Linked DNA regions of Homo sapiens: regions 1 and 2 are each linked to region 3. The links are chromatin loops, found by intact Hi-C in ENCODE. Cell type or tissue: mammary epithelial cell. All regions are shown on one strand. Each heading gives the region's core, and the rest is flanking DNA. Links, peaks and the distances in the headings are about the cores only.

Region 1 (7,103 bases), core at 1,816-6,815, 230 kb before region 3:
CGGCACTTCCATCTGCTGGAAATTACTTTTGTCTTGGGGAAAATATCCTGTTAAGATTTCAGGGTTTTTTGACAATTCTGAAAAGGAAATAAACATTACTGTATTGTCGATTCCTTATTTGCTAAAAGTGAAACTTACTTTCTTTAAGTGGTAATGTTTTCTCTTAAGTATTGGAATCATTTTAAAAATTAAAAAAAAGTCCAGTTTTTTTTCTGAATGATCTATCTTGCTAAAGAGGAAAAAATGTGCACATTGAGCCCACTTCCAGTTAAGAAGCTTTTTCCCTCTCACTTTTACTGTTAGCCAAACACAGTTATTTGTTAGAATGTACACGAAGAATCTGCTACAAAGTATTCAAGGACTATCCCTCTCTACTTCCTAATCCATCTCCCTCTCCCTTGACTCCAATTATATAGTTCCTGATCACTTCAATTTTCATTCATACCTTAAAAAGAAAGTTGTCAAAAACAAAGGAGTCAAATATTATCTTTCAATACCTTTACAATTCCCTATAACATGCGATTATATGTTCAGCAGTTCAGCTGCAATGAAAATGAGGAAAAGGCTAAAACTATAGTTTGTAATTTTAAGTTTTCATGGCAATAGTTCCTAACACTAATAAAGAAAAATAACATTTAGCCCTAAACCATTCCTCTACTTTCACCCGCAAGGAATCAGATTAAAAATTCACAGTGTAAGACTCTACTTTATTTGTGATGTCTTCGAAACTGTAAAATATATTGTTAAAAATCACAGGTTTGGGAGCCAGATAAAGCAATGTTAGAATCCTGCATCTGCTACAGGTTAGAAAACTTGGTACTGTGGGGCAAGTTACTTTATACTTTTATTCTCAGCTATAGAGTAAGACTAATAACATCTCAGTCAAAAGGCTGCTTTAAGATTTAACAAGATGATGTGTTTAAATCAATGTATTCAATGCCCACAACAAAACTCAATAAATGACAGCTGCTATTGTTGTTGTGAACCGCAGTACCCACAGCTGAAGCTGTAACAGTACTGGCAGAGAAGAAAATATGGTCTAACAGGTTAAGCATCAAAACTTTTTTTTTTTTTTTTTACTTTTACTACTCAGTCACATAAATTGCATGAAGATGTTTTTCTTCAAATCAATTCAAATGCATTCCATGTGCAAGGCACTATACTAGGCATTAACAACAACACAACAGCAGCAGCACAGCAGCCAACACAGCCACATTTCATACATGCTGGGCCCTGTGCTAAGCACTTTACAGACATTGTCTCATCTAATCTCATGACGATTCTATGAGAAAGTGTTCTTTTTTTTTTTTCGAGATGGAGTCTTGCTCTGTCACCCAGGCTGGAGTGCAATGGAGTGATCTCAGCTCACCGTTGCAACCTCCGCCCCCCGGGTTCAAGTGATTCTCCTGCCTCAGCCTCCCTACTAGCTGGGATTACAGGCGCCCGCCACTATGTCCGGCTAATTTTTGTATTGTATTTTTAGTAGTGACGGGGCACCATGTTGGTCAGGCTGGTCTTGAACTTCTGACCACCTGCCTCGGCTTCCCAAAGTGCCGGGATTACAGGCGTGAGCCACCATGCCCAGCCCGGTGTTCTTTCTTATTATCCCAGTTTTTGAATGAGAAAACTGAAGCCTGGAAGGGTTAATTACCTTAGCCAAGGTCACACAACTAGCAGCAGAACTGAGACTTAAATCCATGTCTCTTTGACTTGGATTTTAACAAGTATATCATGATGGACTGCAGCATATAAAAATACTTGCATTATGTCGTTTTGATTGGTCCCCACAACAAGATCATGAGCTAGGACAGATATCATTATACTCCAATATGACGAACAAGGTCAAAAATACAAATATAAAGCACTAAGAACAATGAGCACTCATGTGCTCAATAAAAATACATTGTTATTGCCAAAAAAATAATCTGTCAAACTGGCCTCATAAAAGCAAAGTCACTGGCATCGTTTAGGCCTGACCCAAAAAGCAATTAATGCAAATGTACCATCCTTTGACTAACAGTAGAGGAGGGGAAAAAGGTCAAAATCATGTAAGTTAACACAAGAAAAATAAGTTTGGGGGAGGTGGGAGAAATCCTTTTTAAAAAAATCTAATCTCCCTTTCCTTAAAATTTACCATTAGAATTAATATATTTGTATTTAACAGATTCCAAAGAGTTACCAGTTTGATTGGTTTGGTATGAGGCAGAAGATAGTGCAGGAACTTCCGAAGGAAGAAGAAAAAGTCCATCCAGAATGCCATCAATTTCAGCCTGCAGATTTGGCTCCACATTAGACCGAAGCTTAGATAAGAACTCTACTGCACCAACGTCAACCAAATGTTGGACTGCTGGGGGATACTAAAATAAGAAGAGGATGATCTTGAGAATAACTGTATCAAAATCTCTATAACTTACAGCAATCAAAACATAAAATTATTTTTGGTATATCAGATGTTCCTTTTCTGAAAAACAAATCCTTCATGGCTCTGCCCCGAAGTAAGGCACTTCCATGAGGAGCACATACACCTATAGAGACATACATCCAACACTTGATAACATTTATGAAAGATGAGCCAACACACTGAACGCTAGAAATGCACATTATCAATCCCTACTCTTATTTTTTTAATGGGTTACTTTTTTCCACTGACACTCACCTTATGGTCCCAGCCCCAACCGGTCAACAGGATGTCAAAGTAGTTTAAGATTCCTCTACCATTGTACAGTGATTTAGTTTTGAAAGGTTAAACTTACACTTTGATATCTGACCCCGATAACTAACTACTCTTGAGGTAGGCATAAGAATACCAATCTAAAAGCATATGGGCAAGCAACTTAACATTGGTATTTATGAATCACGGTTATGTAACATTATTTTTAAAGTGCTCCCTTTCATACTGACATATCTAGTTTTTAAGATGTAAATGTCAGAAAACAAAAACAGAATACAAATATTAACCTCCAAAGATAACTCAAAAACACAGAACATACCAAAACTCAAAAGAAGTTCTGTGTTACTTCTGAGCACAGCAGAGACCATGTGGGATTCAGTATCACAAATAAAAGATGAACCATATACCCAGATTAATTAAAATTAAACATCTCTGGTTGATTAAAAAAACTTTTAACCCCAATTATTTAACTTTCAATAAACGCTACAATTAAATGACTAAGAAACAAGTCACTCGTCTGATTATTTTCTTTATTTCAAAATGACCCTACCTTAACCAATCTGCTTAACAGGTTCAGAACCTCTTCCTTCATCGGAACGGACGGGAAATTGAACCATTCCAGCAAATGAAGAAAAAGTTGCCTCTCCTGAATGAGATCAGCGTAGCAGATTAAGTTGTGCTCAATCTTGCAGAGAATACTCTTGAGAGCGCGCTCCCTGATCTCGGCCAGCTGATGACCTGTCAACGAACGGCACAAAACTATTTTATTTCCCGACTGCAAAGAGACTACGTTATTTATGCTGTGGGCAGGAGCGGCGTGAAGACGGAATAAACCAGTTTTTTTCAGAAGCAGGCCACTGGTGCCTTCGGGACGCGAACCGCGAAGTTTACACAAAGTCCGAGATGGGTCCCCGGGGGCTATCCTGACAAAGCGGGGGTGAAAGAGGGAGCGGTCGCGGAGCGGCCGGCCGCGGAAACGTGACACGACCATTCTCAGCAAGTGGCCAGAGCGCGGGGGGTGCCTTGGGCGAGGGGCAAGCTGACAGTTACCGAGTTTCCTGATGAGCCCTGCCAGGACCATCTCGTCCCGTCAATCTGCAGCCGCCGGAGAATTAAACTGCCGCGCCACTGCGTCCAGCCACAATTAATGTACCCCCGGAAACACGTCCTGTGGGACGGTGAGTTCCGCAACGCCTGCGCTCACCAGGAGTAGGAGTCATTACGTGAGCCCTTCGCGGCCCCAGCGTCGCCAGGAGAGCTTCCAGCCTCTCTAGAATCACTACTGCGCACTTCCTGGACAGCAGTCTCCGTCGCAAGAAGCGGAGGGAAAAAAAAAAGCAACAAGCAGGGATAGAACCAGCGTTGGCCGCCGCGCACGTCGGGAGTTGTAGTTCTGGCTAGGCCGTGCGTCCTGCACCGATCTCCGGGCCCGCCGCGGCGCCCGCTGGCCTGGGGTTCCGGCTTACAGCGCGGGAATTCGGGAACCCAGCGCGGGCTGCAGAGGCCCCAGCAGGAGCCCCGCCTCCCGGCTCGTCGACGGATTCGTTCTTGGCCCTGCCAATCTGATTCTCAGCTCCCAGAACTTCACGATTTAGAATGTAGACTTTTGCTTTGTGACAGTTCTCCCCATCCCCGACTACTAAATGACGAACCCTCTTTAACTGTGAAATGTACCTGCAAAGTCAAGCAGTGTCTTTGGATACCCAAGTTCAGATATGAACAAGCAAGCTACAAAAGCGGGGTGGGCGGGTATGAGTGAGCAGAAGAGAGAAACCGGGCTGCAAAAAAGGAAAATAAAGGCGGGACGTGGGGGTATGATTTGCTGAATGGTACCAAAGTTGATTTTTTGCACCGTGCACAGTGATCGAGCTGAGCAAATTATTTTTTTTTTAATTATAAGCAGCGGTAAGAACAACAACAAAATTACATTTGGAAAATGATTTGCATTTTCTCGGTCTGATCATTTCACGTTCCCTGGGAAAGGGATGTCAAGGCAGGTAAAGTGGGCCCTCGGTATCCCTAGGTAATTGGTTCCAGGACCCCCGCAGATACCCAAATCCACCCATGCTTAAGTCTCTTTTATAAAATGGTGTAGTATTTGCATATAACCTACACACATCCTCCTATATGCTTTAAATCATCTCTAGATTGCTTACAATACCTAATACACTGTAAATGCTATGTAAATAGTTGTTACACTGTACTTTTATTCATATTATTTTTTAATTGTTGTATTGTTATTTTCAACTGTGGGGTTTTTTCCCGAATATTTTCCATCCCGTGTGTTGAATTCTCTGTGTGCAACCAGTGGACAGCAAAGGCCTACTGTATTCCCATTCCTATTTTGCCAAAGAGGAAACTTAGAATCACAAAAGTACCCCCACACAAAGTCACATTAACTAGTAAGTGACAGATTGAGGAGCTGACCTGATGTTTCTTTGTTCTATTTAGAGTGCCTTGCTGCCTCCTCATGTGTGTCAATAGGAGAGTGATGATATTTGAGTTGGATCTTAAAGAGTAAGTAGGAGTTTGCCACACAAAGAAGTTGGGTAAGGAAATTCCTGCAGGAGAAACCTGTATTTGCAAAGGCAAGAATCCAGACGGAGTGTGTCAAATTCGGGAAAAGAACAAAATTCAAGGTGGCCATATTATCTCTGGGAAGAAGAGAGGAAGGGCAAGATTGCTGCTAGCATGCTGGATATTCTCCATTCCACCTTCTAGTGGTTCCTCCCAGCTCTTCCAGCTCTGCATCAACTGACCTGAACAGGCAAAAAGACTGCACTATCCAGGCTGCCTGGCCCTCTGGCTTCCAGTTGGTTGCCGCCGATAGGAGGCATCAGCAGGAAATTGGAAAGTAGGAGGAAAGAGATACGGATATTAAACCAAGATTCCACTAGCCCATGCCTAAGCCTGCCTGGCCAAGATTGTAACAGTGGCTGAATTCCTTGACCCAAAGACCACATGTCCTGATGGATAGCATACCACAGTGGGCACTGCAGAACCAGTTACACCAACTCAGAAGTGTCTGTAGTTATCCAGGAAGGAAGGTGTTAATTACGGATTTGAAGTGTCAAGGTCAAAAAACACATGACAATACAGAAAAATAATAGAAATAACTTGTCAATGATGTTTCTGAGATGAACAATCTTAGGTGATGAGAGACTGTAGATGCAGTGGGGTAAGGGGCGATAATACTGTAGAAGAAATATAAAAAATCCATTGACTTAAAACAAGCATGTTACAAGTAAAATGGGGGTCAAACTATGAAAGGGTTTTACTTATGTTGCACCCAAGGTCAACATAAACATTTTATTTTATTTTCATTGTTGAGCATATATTGCTCCTGTAATTAGACAAAAATAATTAAATCCCATTCATTACATTCAAAGCAAATAATCTATCATTCTCCTATTAGACTATTGATTCAGCAATTTTTCCTAAAAAAAAATCAACCTTTGATTTATTAATTCTACTATTTAAAAACACACATATATATTCTAGTGTATTGACTGTATTATTTTTTACCAGTTACTTCACTCTGTCGCCCAGGCTGGAGTGCAGTGGTGTGATCTCCGCTCACTGCAACCTCTGCCTCCTGGGTTCAAGTGATTTTCCTGCCTCCACCTCCCACATAGCTGGGATCATAAGCATGAGCCACTATGCCCAGCTAATTTTTGTATGTTTAGTAGAGATGGGTTTTCGCCACAATGACCAGGTTGGTCTCGAACTCCTGACCTCAAATGATCCTCCTGCCTCGGCCTCCCAAAATGCTGGAATTACAGGCGTGAGCCACCGCACCTGGGCTACATCCTTCTTTAAGTGTGTTTTGCTGTTCTTTTTTTAACTTCTTAAGCTAAAGGTCTTGTTTACATTCTTTCTTTATTAGTTATAGAGAATTTTAAGTCCATGAATTTGCATGTAAAAAAAGTTTTAATCATGTATCATGAGTTTCAATTTGTAAGGTTTTGTTCTCAGCCAATCTGAAACTGCTGTTTTGATACTTTCTGTTTCACCCAAGATCCATGTAGGAAGATGGTCTTTAATCACCAAGTCTTTCTTACATACACTTTAGTTATTAATTTCGACTTTTATTATATCAGAGTCAGCAACAATTACAAAAGGTCAGGGCCTTTTGTAATTTGAATGTTAAAGTCAAAGATTTTAGGTGAACTTGAAAAAAATGGGCAATAGATGTCTGCGTGGATGTATAGAAAACTACATAATTTTCTTCTTGTATTTACAGTGGTTTTTGTTGTATTTATTTAAATGCTATGTATAAAAACTTATGTTGAATTTTACACGATGATAAATGATGGTCACTCAACTGGTGATATATACATGGATTGGGAAGGGGTCATGGGTAGAGCTATTATATGTTGAGATTTGCTATGATCACAAGCCACAGGACATTAAGGACACATGAACCCAAAGG
Region 2 (7,103 bases), core at 1,816-6,815, 240 kb before region 3:
TAACCCTAGCTCTGCTCTTTACCAACTGTTATGCTCTTAACCTCTCTAAACCTCAATGAGGATGATAATAATAATACTAATGCTATATATAATATCAATCCTATTCTAGGACAACTAAAGGAGACAAAGTATGCAAAGCACAGGGCATAACACCATACACACAGCAGGTATGAATCAGTATTAGCTTGTTAACAGTAGTAGCAGTATTGCAAGAAAATAATTAAGCCAACAGACCAATGCTTAACTTAGTGAACATTTTTTAGAATGACACTAAAGAGACTAATATGTTTCTAACACATTTGCACCCAAGGATAAGGTAACATACAAATACCACACCAATCCTTTTAAGCAGAGTTGGTGTATGAAAATCTGGGTGCCAAGCACTGGGGGCCAAGCATGGTGACTCATGTCTGTAATCTCAGCACTTTACGAGGCCAAGATGGGAAGATCACTTGAGCCCAGGAGTTCGAGACCAGCCTGGGAAACATAGTGAGACCCCATCTCTACAAAAAATAAAAGGCTTAGCCAAGTATGGTAGTGCACATCTGTGGTCCCAGCCACTCAGGAGGCTGAGGCGAAAGGATCACTTGAGCCCAGAAGTCAAGGCTATAATCGTGCCACTGCACTCCAGCCTAGGCAAGAGAGTGAGACCTTGTCTCAAAAAAAAAAAAAAAAAAAAGAAAAAAATCTGTATTTACACAAACAAATACCATAAATTGTTCACCTTGAAGGAGTCCTTATTTTATAAAATTCTCCAACCATTCCTTTTAACAGTAAACACTTATCCATTTGTTATAAGACTTACAAAAATATGTGTAAAATACTATCAACAATGTATCTATCATTTAAAGCTATTCTTTTAAACTTGATCATATTCCGTTTGCAGCTGGTAAAAACAATTTATTGGGTCAGAATCATTTCTTTTCTAATGAAATCGGAACTGAAAATATAGTTCAGTGTGTCAAACATAGTATCAGAATACTATTATGTGAACATTTTGTTTTGGGGGACACATACACACACATATATATACATAAACAGAGCATATGTTCAAGTACTGAGCACTGAGTTGCGATGTAATATTTATCTGTCCTTACCGTGGATCATGGTCAAAAAAAGTATGAAGCCAGGGTTTAACACAAGGCCTATACCTGTGTTAATGTTTCAAAAAAAAAAAAAAAAAAAAGGACAGAAAAATAATTATCTCCTTCTGAAATTAACACACACACAAGTTAACCGGCATTTCTCATTTCCCCAGAGACACTGCTAGCAGTCACCTAGAGGACGCTGCATCCCAGTCCTGGCCATCTCCTCTGGGTCGCTGGCCTGTGCGCCCAACCACAGAAGGCCGAGGGCTGCTGCTTCCTGGGGAAGGATTCTGGGAATGATGAGTACCTCTTGCTTCATGACAATAAGACAAAGAAGAATTTTGGGAAACTGTGTCTGGGGAAACAAAGAAAAAATAAAATTATTCTTTAGTAGAAACAGACTTCTGACTATGTGGTATTTATGTATCATTCTTCCAAAAACATTAACAAATTAAGATAGTAGGAATCCTTCTACAGGGGTAAAAACAAAAGCAAAGATCAAACTTTTCTATAAGTATTCACTTAGTACATTTAGGTTTATATCTAACTGACTTGATTACATGGGACCTTCTAGTCAATGGCATTCAGTTACAACATTAGAGACTACCAAAGCAGAAAAACACTAGATCATGCACTCGTCTGCTTAAAACTCTCCAAGAATGGCTACCTCATACTGTACATAAAAATTAATTCAAAGTGGATCAACAACCTAAATATAAAAGCTAAAGCCATAAAGCTCTTAGCGGAAAAAATAAATCTTCATGACCTTGAATTTGGCAATCGATTGTTAACTATGACATCGAAAGCACAAACAACCAAGGAACAGACAGATAAGCTGGACTTCATCAAAATCTAAAACTTTGGTACACCAAGGGAACATTACAAGAAAGTGTTAAGATAACTTATAGAGTGGGAGGAAATATTGGCAAACCATATATCTGATAAGGGTTTAATTTTCAGAATATATAAGTAACCTAAAACCCAGCAATAAAGAAACCAGTCCAATTTTTAAAATGGGCAAAGAACTTTAATAAACATTTCTCCAAAGAAGATACATGAACAAACAATAAGCACATAAAAAGTTATTAGAGATTCATTGGTCATTAATTATTAGGTCTTTAGAGAAATGCAAATCAAAACCATGAGATACCACTTCACATCTACTAGGATGACTACGATTATTTTTAAAAAAGAAAAAAATGAACAAGTCAGTGATGATGTGGAAAAACTGGAAGCTTTATATATTGCTGATAGAAATGTAAATGGTACAGCTGCTGTGGAAAATAGTTTGGTGATTCTTCAAAAAGCTAAAGATAGAATTTCCATATGACGCAGCAATTTCACTATTATTCACTGGGTATTACCCAAAAGAATTGAAACCAGGCACTGCACAGATACTTGCATGCCAATGTTCACTGAAGCATTATTCACAACCGCCAAATGTGGGTACAACCCACATGTCCATCGACAAATGCATAGATGAATAAAATGTGGGATATACATGCAAAGGAATATTATTCAGCCATATAAAGGAATGAAGTTCTGATACAAGCTACAATGTGGATGAAGCTTGAAAACATTACAAATAAACCAGACACAAAAGGACAAATACTGTATGATTCCTCTTAGATGAGGTACCTAGAATAGACAAAATCAGAGACAGAAAGTAAATTAGAGTTTACCAGCTTTGGGGAAAGGAAAAATGAGGAATCACTGCTTAATGATTAGAGTTTCTGTTTCAGATAATGAAGAGGTTTAGAAACAGATAGTGGTGATGGCTGCACAACAATGTGAATGTTATTAATGTCACTATATTGTATACTTAAAAATGTTTATAATGGCATATTTTATATTATACCTATTTTACCCCAATTTAAAAAAAGAATTAGGTAATAAAAGCATTTACAGTCAGAGAGAGGGGGAAAAAAAACTCTCCAAGAGCTTCTCACTACACTTCAAAGAAAATATAAAATCTTTAAAAAGATCTGCAAGCCCCAATATACTCTGGCCCCTAACTACCTCTCTGATGTCACCTCATTCTCCTCTTCTGCCCAGCTCACTGCAGTCCACTCTCATGGGCTTTATTTCAGTTGCTCAAGGACATCACCCTCAGTGCTAACCTTGAGGCCTGGCCTTCCCTGGAACACTCTTCTTGCAGCTCTTCGAGTGACGATTCCTTGTCACCCTTCAGGTCACCTCCTCTGAGGGACTTTCTCTGACTATCCTAAATGAAGCTATGTTTACCCAACCACGTTGTGTCACATCACCCTTTTTATTTCCTTCAAGTACTTCTCCTTATCTCAAGCAAACTTGATTGTTTATCACCTGTCCCCAGCCTTTTAAAATAGAAGCTTTCTGAGGGACTTTCCCTGACTATCCTAAATGAAGCTATGTTTACCCAACCACATTCTGTCACATCACCCTTTTTATTTCCTTCAAGTACTTCTCCTTATCTCAAGCAAACTTGATTGTTTATCACCTGTGCCCAGCCTTTTAAAATAGAAGCTCATAAGGGCTTGGATCTTATTCGTTTGTTCAGTGTTATACTTCCCTAGAGGCTAGAATATCAGGGGCATAAAACAGGTAATAAATACATACTTATTAAATACATTAACAATTCTTCAGAGATATCAACTTTTTAAATCAACATTGTAACTCTTTTTCTGTTGAAGTATGGGGTACCCAGACGTTCTCTATTACCAGTCATTTGTACAATGCCATACCCTCTAAGATCTAGAATAAAACCAAGGTAAAGCATAAATATTCAAGTAGCACAGGATCAGTGAAACTCCCAATGAAATAGGGATTAACTATGAAACATGATGACAAATGACTATAATATTTGACTTTCGATGCAGGTTGCATTAAGCTCACAAAAATCCTAAATGGTACTGGTTTTGTCGAAGCCAGGCTGGTACTCTATTTGGCCATTAGGTGGCACTTTTTCTCTGAAGTCTCACATTGCTGCAACACTTGACTACATTGCAAGTTGCATAAAAATACTCTTCATAAAATTCAAATCAATATTTTTCAAACAAAACAATGTATTAACACTATATGTAACTTGCTAAATTGTCCAAAGTCCTACATGAATAGCCATACCAAATATCCGAGTCACTACATCCCAACAACACTATATAGAATCTCTGCAAGTTTGGGAGAAAAAAGAAAAACACCTTGTAAATATCTCTTATCCAGAAAAAAAAAAAAAGGCTCAAGAGATCATGGCAGTTTCTGTCATTCACGCAATCTGTAAAGATAATCATTTGAATACATTTAGGAGTGGGGAGTTTATGTTGTGAAAATGCGTACACAATAAACCCTAACAGTAACTATAATGGAAGGTTCCCAGAAGAATCTACAAATAACACCAGTGGCTAATGAACAGATAAAAATAAATACCGTGTTTATTGGAGAAAAAACCTGGATCTCGGTGAAAGTTAAGTCTGTTTCTTAAATACATGCACAGCTGCTGCAGGCAGGACACCGACTGTAATGCCAGGCGATGCTTTCCATCTCCAAAGGCCAGTTTCAACAGAGATAAAAGGCTCTGAAATCAAGAAGAGCCGTGAAAATTACTAAGGGAACAAAGAGCTCAACTTCAAAGCAGAATGTGGAGCTTAAGTAAGTAAGCCTAAGTGAATAATCAAGAGAAAATAAGTTGCCAAATATTTGTAAGACATAAGAAACTGAAATGGGCAAATATGACTTGGCATAAAGCAAGGAGATGGGTCAAAATAAAATAAGACAACAACATTTAAATAGAATAGTCAGTGTTTCCTATTTCTAAAATCTGTTAGTTGAGTAACCATTCTGAGAGAAGACAGAAATTATTCCCCACTCAGGACATTACATTACAGAGAACATTTTAAAAATCACAGCAAGCCCTTTTCATCTCAAGCATCTAAACCATTTAACCACATTTTAGTAATTAACAGCTTTCCTCTGCGATCATTTGCCAGCTTTGATCCTAGGTATTAACAGTTGGCACCCACTGGAGTCCATTTCAGCCCTGGGAGTGTGGAGCGAGAATGCTGAGCCATTACTGGCTGCTGTGAAGATGTTGCAATTCCCCACCCTGGATCCCTCTCTCTCTACTATACAAGCAATAAACTAGAAAAAAAGAAAAGAATCCATCTGCGTTACTCACCGCTACTGTATTTTCCCAGCATGTAGCACTGTGCGTTAAATAAACGAGATACTCAAGAAGCAATGCTATTCTTACTTTTAATAAGGGCTCCTGCACAATCTCAATGTCCAAAGTCTACTCTACCATTTAGGTGATCCATAAATGGTAACTCAAGGTGGCCAGACTGGACTGCAAGTGTCAAATGAAACTACTACTATTGGAAGAACTATAACTATCCACCCAAGTTAGCGAATAAGTGCTTTAAATAGCCAAATACTTCACTTTTTAAAAACATGAGTACAAAGTTCCTTCCCAAGAACTCCTACTCTGCAAAATTTGCTTTATTGCAAAAAGTTCTCTAGTTCAAAATCTAAAACAATTATAGAGGGCACTGACCTGAACAATTTTTGGCCTTTGAAGGAAAATCTCAGCAGGAAAATCTTGCATGATAACATCCTTCAATAGTTCACAGGTGTTCCAGATTAAAGTGTGGTTACTACTTCTTAAAGAGCTACAAAACATAGCGTTAATCATTTTTAAGAAGAGTTCATCTATTCCAGATTCTAAGTAGCCTACTGACACAATGACTCCATTAACAATCTTTTGGGTCTCAGCTGAGATATCACTTCTCCAGAAAAGCCTTCCTAGATCTTTTCCCTAACCAATAAACAACTCTAGGGCAGTGCTCCTTCCGTTTGTCCATTATTTGTGATATTGTTAACTGCCTGTTGATTTTGCATTCCCCACTAGACCCTCTCAAGAGCAGGAACGACATCATACTAAACACTGTACCCTCAGAGATTATCACAAGTCTGCAAAACGAGTTCAATGAGGTCAAAGAGCACACAATTCTAGGAAATCTGCCAAATAAATTAAGAAATGAGACAGAACAAAAGTACAGAGGCAAATTCTAAGAATTAAAGTCCTTACTGATCTTCCCCACTCAAGGTGAATCAGATTAGGACTCCCCTCTTATCCCATACAGAGGACACCTATCAACTTCTGCCCACCTAGGATTGGCAGTTGTTCACTCCCCACCCCAAAAAAATCACACCCCTTCTCTCAGCCCAGTTCCATTATACTATCCACCATTCACTATCTACAGGCATGCATTAGAAATTATCGCCATCTCTGCCTTTGGGACTGACTCAAAACTGAGAGATCATACAACCTCCTAACCCTTTCCCATGTGCACTTTGCCTCTCGAATATGTTGTTCCAAGAGAATTCATGTCATTATTAAAAATCACTTAATGGCATCCACCTGTAATCTGGACTTAGCCCTAGTAAATTGGTCTTTATTTTCCAGATTTATACCCCAAAAAAGCAGATAACTCGTGTATTGTGGCATTTATGAAACTGCACAAAGTGAATCTGGACATTAAAATACTCTCTAAATCTCTATATATCAGCTATTTACTCTTGTGGGTAGCAATCAATTAACAGTCATTACATTAGATTGGATCAGTGGTACCCAACCTTATCCACATGGTTTAATTTGTCTCCTAATGAAGCCCACATTTTGAAATATATTCTGCCAAAAAGACTACATTTATGTTCAATTTTCCATTTTTATCAATCAAGGGCATAAGCAATGGCCAATAAGAGAATCTGGCCAATAAGAGAAAACTCCTGTCACCAAGGACTACACAAGAGTCCAACCACAAAAAGAAACGTGGGCCAAATGCAGTGGCTCACACCTGGAATCTCAGCACTTTGAGAGGCCAAGAGGGGCGGATCACTTGAGATTAAGAGTTGAAGACCAGCTTGGCCAACGTGGGGAAACCCCATCTCTACTAAAAATACAAAAATTAGCTCAGCGTGGTGGTGCGTGCCTGTAATTCCAGCTACTCAGGAGGCTGTGGCACAAGAATCGCTTGAACCCAG
Region 3 (8,437 bases), core at 1,474-6,473:
AGGAGACCTATCTCTTCTCCCTGCCCATCAAGGAATCTGAGATCATTGGCTTTTTCCTGGGGGCCTCTCTCAAGGACGAGGTTTTGAAGATTATGCCGGTGCAGAAGCAGACCCGCGCCGGCCAGCGCACCAGGTTCAAGGCATTTGTTGCCATCGGGGACTATAATTGCCACGTCGGTCTGCGTGTTAAGTGCTCCAAAGAGGTGGCCACTGCCATCCGCGGGGCCATTATCCTGGCCAAGCTCTCCATTGTCCCCGTGCGCAGAGGCTACTGGGGGAACAAGATCGGCAAGCCCCACACCGTCCCTTGCAAGGTGACAGGCCACTGCGGCTCTGTGCTGGTCGGCTTCATCCCCACGCCCAGGGGCACTGGCACCGTCTCGGCGCCTGTGCCCAAGAAGCTGCTCATGATGGCTGGTATGGATGTCTGCTACACCTCAGCCAGGGGCTGCACTGCCACCCTGGGCAACTGCGCCAAGGCCATCTTTGACCTTACAGCTCTAAGACCTACAGCTACCTGACCCCCCGACCTTTGGAAGGAGCCTGTATTCACCAAGTCTTCCTATCAGGAATTCACTGACCACACCTGGTCAAGGCCGACCCAGAGTCTCCGTGCAGAGGACCCAGGCTCCAGCTGTGGCTACAACACAGGGTTTTATACACAAAAAATAAAGTGAATTAAGCCTGTGGGGGAAAAAAAGAAAAAAGAACAGCTTCTAAAATAAAGATTGATTATAATAGGCTGGGTGAGACTTCTGACAAATCCAGACATGAGGCAATAGGAATTCTCCCTGAGTTGAGAAATACAGTCCTAACTGTTTATTCAGTCAAGGAGGATTACACAGCAACACGCTAGAAGAAGATTTAAGGATGAAAAGTCCACATGATGAAAGAGGAAGTGTCACCTTGGAGGGTCTGGCATTCAACATTGGATTAAACTGAAGCCCAGGAATTCCTACAAAACATCCCCCCACCTAGTACTAAGTAATCTTCACTATCTGCCTGACAATGGAATGTAGGAATTGTGTCACACCCAGAGGGTGCAGGTGGAGTTTTCTCAGGATGCCGCAGTGCAGGGTCAGTGTGGGATTTAATAATATTTTGAGAATAAGAAGAATCAAGTTGGGAGGTTTTAGGAATAGTGAAGTTACCTCCCATAAAGTCCCTTTCCCAAGATTGCAGATATCATCATGTACTTAACAAAACCCTACTAATCAGAGATATGTATTGTACAAATGAAACCTTGGGTGGACAACAAGAAGTGTGAAAAAAGTTGAACTCAGGTCAGGCACGGTGGTTTACGCCTGTTATCCCAGCACTCTGGGAGGCCAAGGCAGGCAGATCATGAGGACAAGAGATCAAGACCATCTTGGCCAACATGGTGAAACCCTGTCTCTACTAAAAATACAAAAATTAGCCAGACTTGGTGGCGGGTGCCTGTAGACCCGGCTACTTGGGAAGTTGAGGCAGGAGAATTGCTTGAACCCGGGAGGTGGAGGTTGCAGTGAGCCGAGATCGTGCCACTGCACTGCAGTCTGGCAACAGAGCAAGACTCCGTCTTAAAAAAAAAAAAAAAAAAAAAAAGTTGAACTCAATAGAAACCAAAGAAAGGCAATGTTAAGTAATTTTCCACTTGCCAATTTGGCAGAGAGTAAAAAGGAACAATAATGACCAGTATTTGTGAGGGTATCAGGAAATGGCAGCTCATATGGTAAAAGTATAAACTGATGTGATCTGTCATTCATTGCCTTTTCAAAAAGTATAATATATAAATATATATAGCAGTGTTTAAAACTGTAACATTATTTTTATTGCCCAGGAAGTTCAAATAAAAATAAACATCTTCATAGTAAGAAAATGGTACAATGGGCCAGGTACAGTGGCTCATACCTGTAATCCCAGCACTTTGGGAGGCCGAGGTAGGCAGATCACCTGAGGTCAGGAGTTTGAGATTAGCATGGCCAACATGGTGAAACCTCGTCTCTACTAAAAATACAAAAATTAGGCGGGCGTGGTGGCGGGTGCCTCTAATCCCAGCTACTCAGAGGCTGAGGCAGAAACCTGAACAAACATCTTTCATTAAAGGATATTCTTAGGTAAGCACTTAAAACTTTTTAGTATATTACAGGGACATAGTTTTTACTATTCCAACTGTAAAACATTAAGACATGACAGTGGTGATTGTAACTATTTTGTAGGAGCGTTGAAATGATTATGCTTTGTTTCATGAGAAAGCAGAGTGAAAAATTCCACATACCTCTAATTACATAACTTAATAAAGTTATTTATTTTGGTTACACCTATCAATATAATTTTCATGCAGTGCAAGTTATGCCATAGGGATTATGGTTGTCAACTGAAGAATGACAAGGCTTATAAATTTGGAAAGGGTTGCAGCCTGCAGGGTGGCCATCTGACAGGGTGGGAAGCCAGAAACAGACATTTTGAGGGAGGGGCAACAGGAACAGGAATATATGCTGAACGAAGTGGCTGAATATATGTGTTTAATAAGCTACAGGAGAAGTCATGAATCTTTGTGAAAGAGGAAACATGTGCATGAGCAATAAAGCTTCCTGCTTCTCCAAGGGATCCATGTTCAGAAAATGGCCATGTTAGCATGATCGGAGAGTGGAGTGTTTGGCCTTCTGACTTCAAAAGGTGAACCAGAGGACACAAAAATTCCAACTGCACATTCCTTGTAGACTCCATGGTCCGTGGTCTCTTATCAGGCAAAAAGGAGGGGTGGGCAGTGTCAGGTTGGTCAATAGCGGTGGAATCATTTGAAAGACTGGTTTCTGTTTTGCTCTTAGGGAAGAAAGCTTAATGGTGGCCAGCAGGGGAAGGGCACATTGAGGTGTGTCTGACCCCATTCCATCATGGTCAAGAACTCAGTTTCCAAGGTTACTCTGGGGTCCCCTGGACCAAGAGGGGGTCCATTCAGTGAGTTGAGGAGCTTAGCATTTCATTTTTATTTCTCATGGGTTTTTCTGTCAGGCCAATAAAAAACAACAAACACGCATGGAAGAAGTACTGTGGCTGCCTTTTTTTTTTTTTTTTTGAAATGGAGTTTTGCTCTTGTTGTCCAGGCTGGAGTGCAATGGCACAATCTCAGCTCACCACAACCTCTACCTCCCGGGTTCAAGCGATTCTCCTGCCTCTGCCTCCCTAGTAGCTGAGATTACAGGCATGCGCCACCACGCCTGGCTAATTTTGTATTTTTAGTAGAGACGGGGTTTCTCCGTGTTGGTCAGGCTGGTCTTGAGCTCCCTACCTCAGGTGATCTGCCCGCCTCGGCCTCCCAAAGTGCTGGGATTACAGGCCACTGCGCCCAGTCCTGTGGCTGCCTTAAAATATCTGATACTAATATTACCTAGGTATTACAGACTGAACTGTGTCTCCCCCAAATTGATATGTTGAAGTCTTAACCCCCAACTGTGACTATAATTGAAGATAGGGCCTATAAGGAGGTAAATAAGGTTAAATGAGGTCAGAAGGGTGGGGCTCTGGATAGATACAGTATCCTTACACCAAGAGACACTGGAGAGCCCTCTCTCTTTCCCCACAGGCATATAAGAGGCCATGTGAGCCCACAGCGAGAAGGCTGCCATCTGCTGGCCAAGAGAATTGGTCTCGGAATGAAACCACCTTGTGGCCACCTTGATCTTGGACTTCCAGCTTACAGAACTGTGAGAAATACATTTTTGTTGTTTAAGTCACCCTGTCTATGATATTTTGTATGGCAGCCTGAGCTATGATATATGGAATGCCTATTTATTATTTTTTAATATCTATTTCAATCTTATCAGGTAGCTACTTCATTAGCCCAACGTTGCACATTGAGGTTTACGGAACTAACTTGTCCAATGTCACACAGCTGATCACTGGAAGAACCAGGAATTAAAGTCTTCTGATTCTAAATTCTAAATTCGTTTCTTTTCTTTTTCTTTCTTTCTTTTTTTTTTTTTTTTTGAGACAGAATCTTGCTCTGTCACCCAGGCTGGAGTGCAGTGGCGTGATCTCAGCTCACTGCAACCTCCACTGCCAGAGTTCAAATGATTCTCCTGCCTTAGCCTCCCGAGTAGCTGAGATTACAGGTGAGTGCCACCATGCACAGCTAATTTTTATATTTTTAGTAAAGACATGGTTTGGCCATGTTGGCCAGGCTGGTCTCAAACTCCTGACCTCAAGTGATCTGCCCACCTCGGCCTCCCGAAGTGCTGGGATAACAAGCGTGAGCCACCTCACCCTGCCTCTAATTTTAAATTCCATACTATCATGATTACTCAGATTAATTTTTTAAATAATGTGTTACTTTCATCATTGAACCTCATAAATAGTTGTATAACTTTTGGTTTTCCCATCACCTAAAATAAAACAGCACATTACTAAAACTGCTGTAGCTTTACTTTAGCTGTTTATTTTTCAAAACATGAGTAATTATATTTCAGTGGATTGTCTTAATTTTATATGGCTGGGTATAGAAAGAAGAGTAACTCCACTTTAGAGATGGCAGTGGCCAGGAATAATCATGATTCCCATCATTTTTGGCTGGAGAATTTTAAAAGAATATTGAAAAAAAGTAGTGCTTTAGAGGGGACTGTGCTAATGATTCTGCTATTGGCAGGTCACCCCAGGAGAAATAAGTCTCAGCCCATCAATTTGCTGATGCTACTTCTCTGGGAGAGGTGAGGATGTTCTCAAAGAAGGCAAGAGTACTCATTATTGTAAAGATAAAACATGATTTAAAAGACTCATGAGAAAAGTTGTTTTCTAGAAGCACAGCAAACATCACGAGGAAGCCATGTTGCTTATCTGCAGTCTTTGCTTTGATATTTCTGTGTTGGATTAGTCTTTGACATTTGGAAATCAGTTCATCATTATTGGAGCAGTGGTGTTCTTAATAAGAAAAAAAAACATCTAAAGCAAACTAAATGGTGGAGAGGAAAGGCTGTATATGTTAAGAGGTGAGTTAGGAAAGCACGGAGGAACTCTGACTTGGAGCCGATTCAAATAGGACTGAGAGAAGTAGTGGATAATACCATAGATGTTTAATAACAGCTTGCAGACAAGGTTCAACAAGGACCTGTCAAAAGTAACTCTTCCAAATACCATGATAGAGTTAAGGCAGAGGACATCTTTGCATTGTTTCATTATGAAATATTTCTTAATTATAAAAAGTTACAGAGAAAATCAGCCAGGCACAGTGGCTCACACCTGTAATCCCAGCACTTTGAGAGGTCAAGGTGGGTGGATCACCTGAGGTCAGGAGTTCGAGACTAGCCTGGCTAACATGGTGAAACCCTGTCTCTACTAAAAATACAAAAGTTAGCCAGACACGGTGTCAGGCACCTGTAATCCCAGCTACTCGGAGGCTGAGGAAAGAGAATCACTTGAAGCCGGGAGATGGAGGCTGCAGTGAACCGAGATCACACCACTGCACTTCAGCCTGGGCAACAGAGCGAGACTCTGTCACAAAAAAAAAAAAAAAAAAAAAAAGAAAAAGAAAATTTCAGAGAAAATCATGGCCAACAGGTGTGTGTGTGCCCCTCAGCCCTATCAAAGCTCAACATGTTGCTATATTAACTGTAGATTTAAAATGCCATATTTGCTCCAGGATTTAAATGAGAACAAATTACAGAGACACTTACCCCCTCTGTAATACCTTCCTCTCCTGTTACTCTCTCTCTCCTTTCTTTCCCAGGGGAGGGTTTAGTGTTTATTATTTCCATGAGATTTTTTTAAAATGGCTTTTCATTACTTAGGTAAATACCTGTAAATTACCGCCAATATTTGTAGAGGGTTGAATGCTTGTCCTCCCAAAGGGTATGTCCACATCCTGACCCTCTGCAACCTGTGAGTGTGCCCTTATTTGGGAAGTGTCTTGGTGGATATAGAAAAGACATGATCCTCCACCATCCGGTGGACCCTAAATCCAACAAGTGTCCTTACAAGACAGAAAAGAGAAGACCATGTGAAGATGGAGGCAGAGACTGGAGTGATACGGCCACAAGCCGAGGACGTCCTGGAGCCACCGGAAGCTGGAAAGGGCCAGGCAGGAACCCCTAGGGCCTTTGAAGGAGTGCTGCCCTGATGGTCCCTTGGATTCCAACTTCCGGCCTCCAAAAGGGTGAGAGGATACATTTCTGTTGTCAGCTACCCAGTTCATGCTTATTTGTGATGGCAGCCCTAGGAAACTCATGCAGTATTGATTTGCATCTTTCAGACTAATGTAATGGTATGTTACTGTATCAGTCTACAACCTACTTTTTCTCACGGTTTGATATTTATCCATAATGCTACATATAATTTTATTTCATTCCTTTCCTTTGTTCTGTAGTGTTCCACTGCATGACTTTATTTCTAATCAGCTGAGTGACCTTGGGCTTATTTCTGTGTGTCTTCATATCCTAATCTATAAAATGGGGAAAATAATCACTAAAAATAGTGGAAGTATTAAAATTCATAAAAACCTATCTATCTTATAGAGTTCTTTTGAAAGTCAAATAATTTAATATTTTTAACGTTCTTACAATAGAACATTCCTGGCCAGGCGCGGTGGCTCACGCCTGTAATCCCAGCACTTTGGGAGGCCGAGGCGGGTGGATCATGAGGTCAGGAGATCGAGACCATCCTGGCTAACAAGGTGAAACCCCGTCTCTACTAAAAATACAAAAAATTAGCCGGGCGCGGTGGCGGGCGCCTGTAGTCCCAGCTACTCGGGAGGCTGAGGCAGGAGAATGGCGTGAACCCGGGAAGCGGAGCTTGCAGTGAGCCGAGATTGCGCCACTGCAGTCCGCAGTCCGGCCTGGGCGACAGAGCGAGACTCCGTCTCAAAAAAAAAAACACAAAAAAACAAAAACAAAACAAAACAACAAAAAAAAATAGAACATTCCTGAAACATAGTAATTGCCCTGTGTTAATTAAAAAATCTATTTATCTATTTGATTGTTGATGGATTTTTAGGATGGTTATGCTTTGCCATCATCATAAACAACAGAGCTATGAGCTGTATGTATCTTCTGGTCTACATATGCAAGAATTTCTCCGTGGTCTAGGCCTAGAGGTAGAATTTCTGAGTGTTTTGGAATTTCTGAGTATACCTTTAACTTTATGAGATCTTACCCAATTGTTCTCCAGAGTGGTTGTAACCATGGTCTTTCCTCTTGAAATAAATGAAGTTTGTCCATGTCTTTGTCAATGCTTATTGTTATTAGAGTTCGGATTTTTTGCTTCTCTGATGGATACAAAGTGGTTTAATTTCAGTATTCCATTTAACTATTATTTTTCATATTACTAGTGAAATTGAGCATCTTGTCAAATGTTTCTTGACTCTGTTTCCTATCTGTGAACTGTGGGTTTGTACCCCCATCTCTCTTTATATTGGATAGTTTATCTCTTTCTTATTTATGTATCACCCTTTGTGGATTCTGGACACTCTCTTTAAGTATTGCATATATATATATATTTTTTGAGATGGAATCTCACTCTGTTATTGCCCAGGTTAGAGTGTAGTGGTGCAATCTCGGCTCACTGCAACCTCCGCCTCCCAGGTTCAAGTGATTCTCCTGCCTCAGCCTCCCAAGTAGCTGGGATTACAGGCACCCACCACCAGGCCTGGCCTTGCATATATATACATATATATATATTTTTTTTTTGTAGAGATGGGGTTTCACCATGTTGGCCAGGCTTGTCTCAAGCTCCTGACCTTGGATTAGCCCCCTACCTCAGCCTCCCAAAGTGCTGGGATTATAGGCGTGAGCCACCGCACCTGGCCAACGCTTGCCTTTCTTTAAGTATTGCAAATCTTTTGTACCAGTTTGTGCTTTTATTTTCACTTTGTTTGTGGTGTCTTTTGTTTCATGAAAGTTTTAAAAATTTTTTATGTTGTCAAATACACCTTTTTTATCATTTGTTGTTTTAAAGAAATCTTGTTTGAAAAATCATTTTCTACCATAGTCATAAAATCTTGCTCTTATAATTCTTTTAAATGTTTTAATGGATTTGATTTTCATGCCTGGCATTTTAGTAGGCTTTGAATTATTTCTTTATATGATGTAAGTGAGGGATACAATATTTTCCATATGGATGACCAATTTTCTCAGATTTATTGAAAAGACTGGTATGTCTCCAGCCTCTCTGAAACACTGATCTACTTAGTACTGCCTAGTACTGCAACAAACTCCCTCTCCTAATTGACTATGGTTTTGTAATAATCCTTATTATCTAATAGGCAAGATCTTATCCTTCCCCGCCATGTTTTGTCTTTAGAAATGTCTTTGCTCTTCTATATTAAGAATAGACATGTTCAGTTATAAGAAAAACCTTGCTTACAATTTTTAAAATTGGAGTTTCACTGATTTTTTAGTAAAATTCTAATGTATCTATGTGTCTTACCATTGAATAACATGGATTACATCTCTACTATTCACAATCCTTT

The links. Peaks named below come from ENCODE experiments on the same cell type or tissue, not always from the same donor. Only the 100,000 strongest peaks of a DNase experiment are listed, where the experiment ranks them.
Region 1: it touches region 3 in a loop (6-fold over the local background); 103 of 110 quality-filtered maps call a loop at or near these places.
Region 2: a loop joins it to region 3, with 8 times the contacts of the local background. A loop is called at or near these places in 102 of 110 quality-filtered maps.

What each region holds. Positions count from the first base shown.
Region 1 is chr18:70,201,907-70,209,009 of GRCh38, forward strand. It overlaps RTTN (rotatin), which reads right to left and starts at 3,781. Exons shown (of 49, transcript NM_173630.4): 1 at 3,722-3,781; 2 at 3,222-3,409; 3 at 2,180-2,357; 4 at 1-77. The coding sequence starts at 3,752. LOC105372180 (a long non-coding RNA gene) reads left to right here and starts at 3,883. Exons shown (of 3, transcript XR_935599.3): 1 at 3,883-4,668; 2 at 5,123-5,188. RefSeq lists enhancers at 3,481-3,610, 3,821-3,930, 3,849-4,478, 3,941-4,180. In mammary epithelial cell, for the core only: no CTCF peak of the experiment used is centred there; a DNase peak (open chromatin) is centred at 4,025; H3K4me3 peaks cover 1,750 bases; H3K27ac peaks cover 1,404 bases.
Region 2 is chr18:70,192,011-70,199,113 of GRCh38, forward strand. It overlaps RTTN (rotatin), which reads right to left. Exons shown (of 49, transcript NM_173630.4): 6 at 5,614-5,728; 7 at 4,491-4,638; 8 at 1,278-1,443. Among named protein-coding and RNA genes, the nearest start is that of RTTN, 10 kb to the right of the region's middle. RefSeq lists an enhancer at 2,339-2,388. In mammary epithelial cell, for the core only: a CTCF peak has its summit at 4,015 (motif pointing right); no DNase peak of the experiment used is centred there.
Region 3 is chr18:70,430,475-70,438,911 of GRCh38, forward strand. It overlaps the pseudogene RPS2P6. Among named protein-coding and RNA genes, the nearest start is that of LINC01910, 50 kb to the left of the region's middle. In mammary epithelial cell, for the core only: a CTCF peak has its summit at 3,616 (motif pointing left); a DNase peak (open chromatin) is centred at 3,607; H3K27ac peaks cover 245 bases.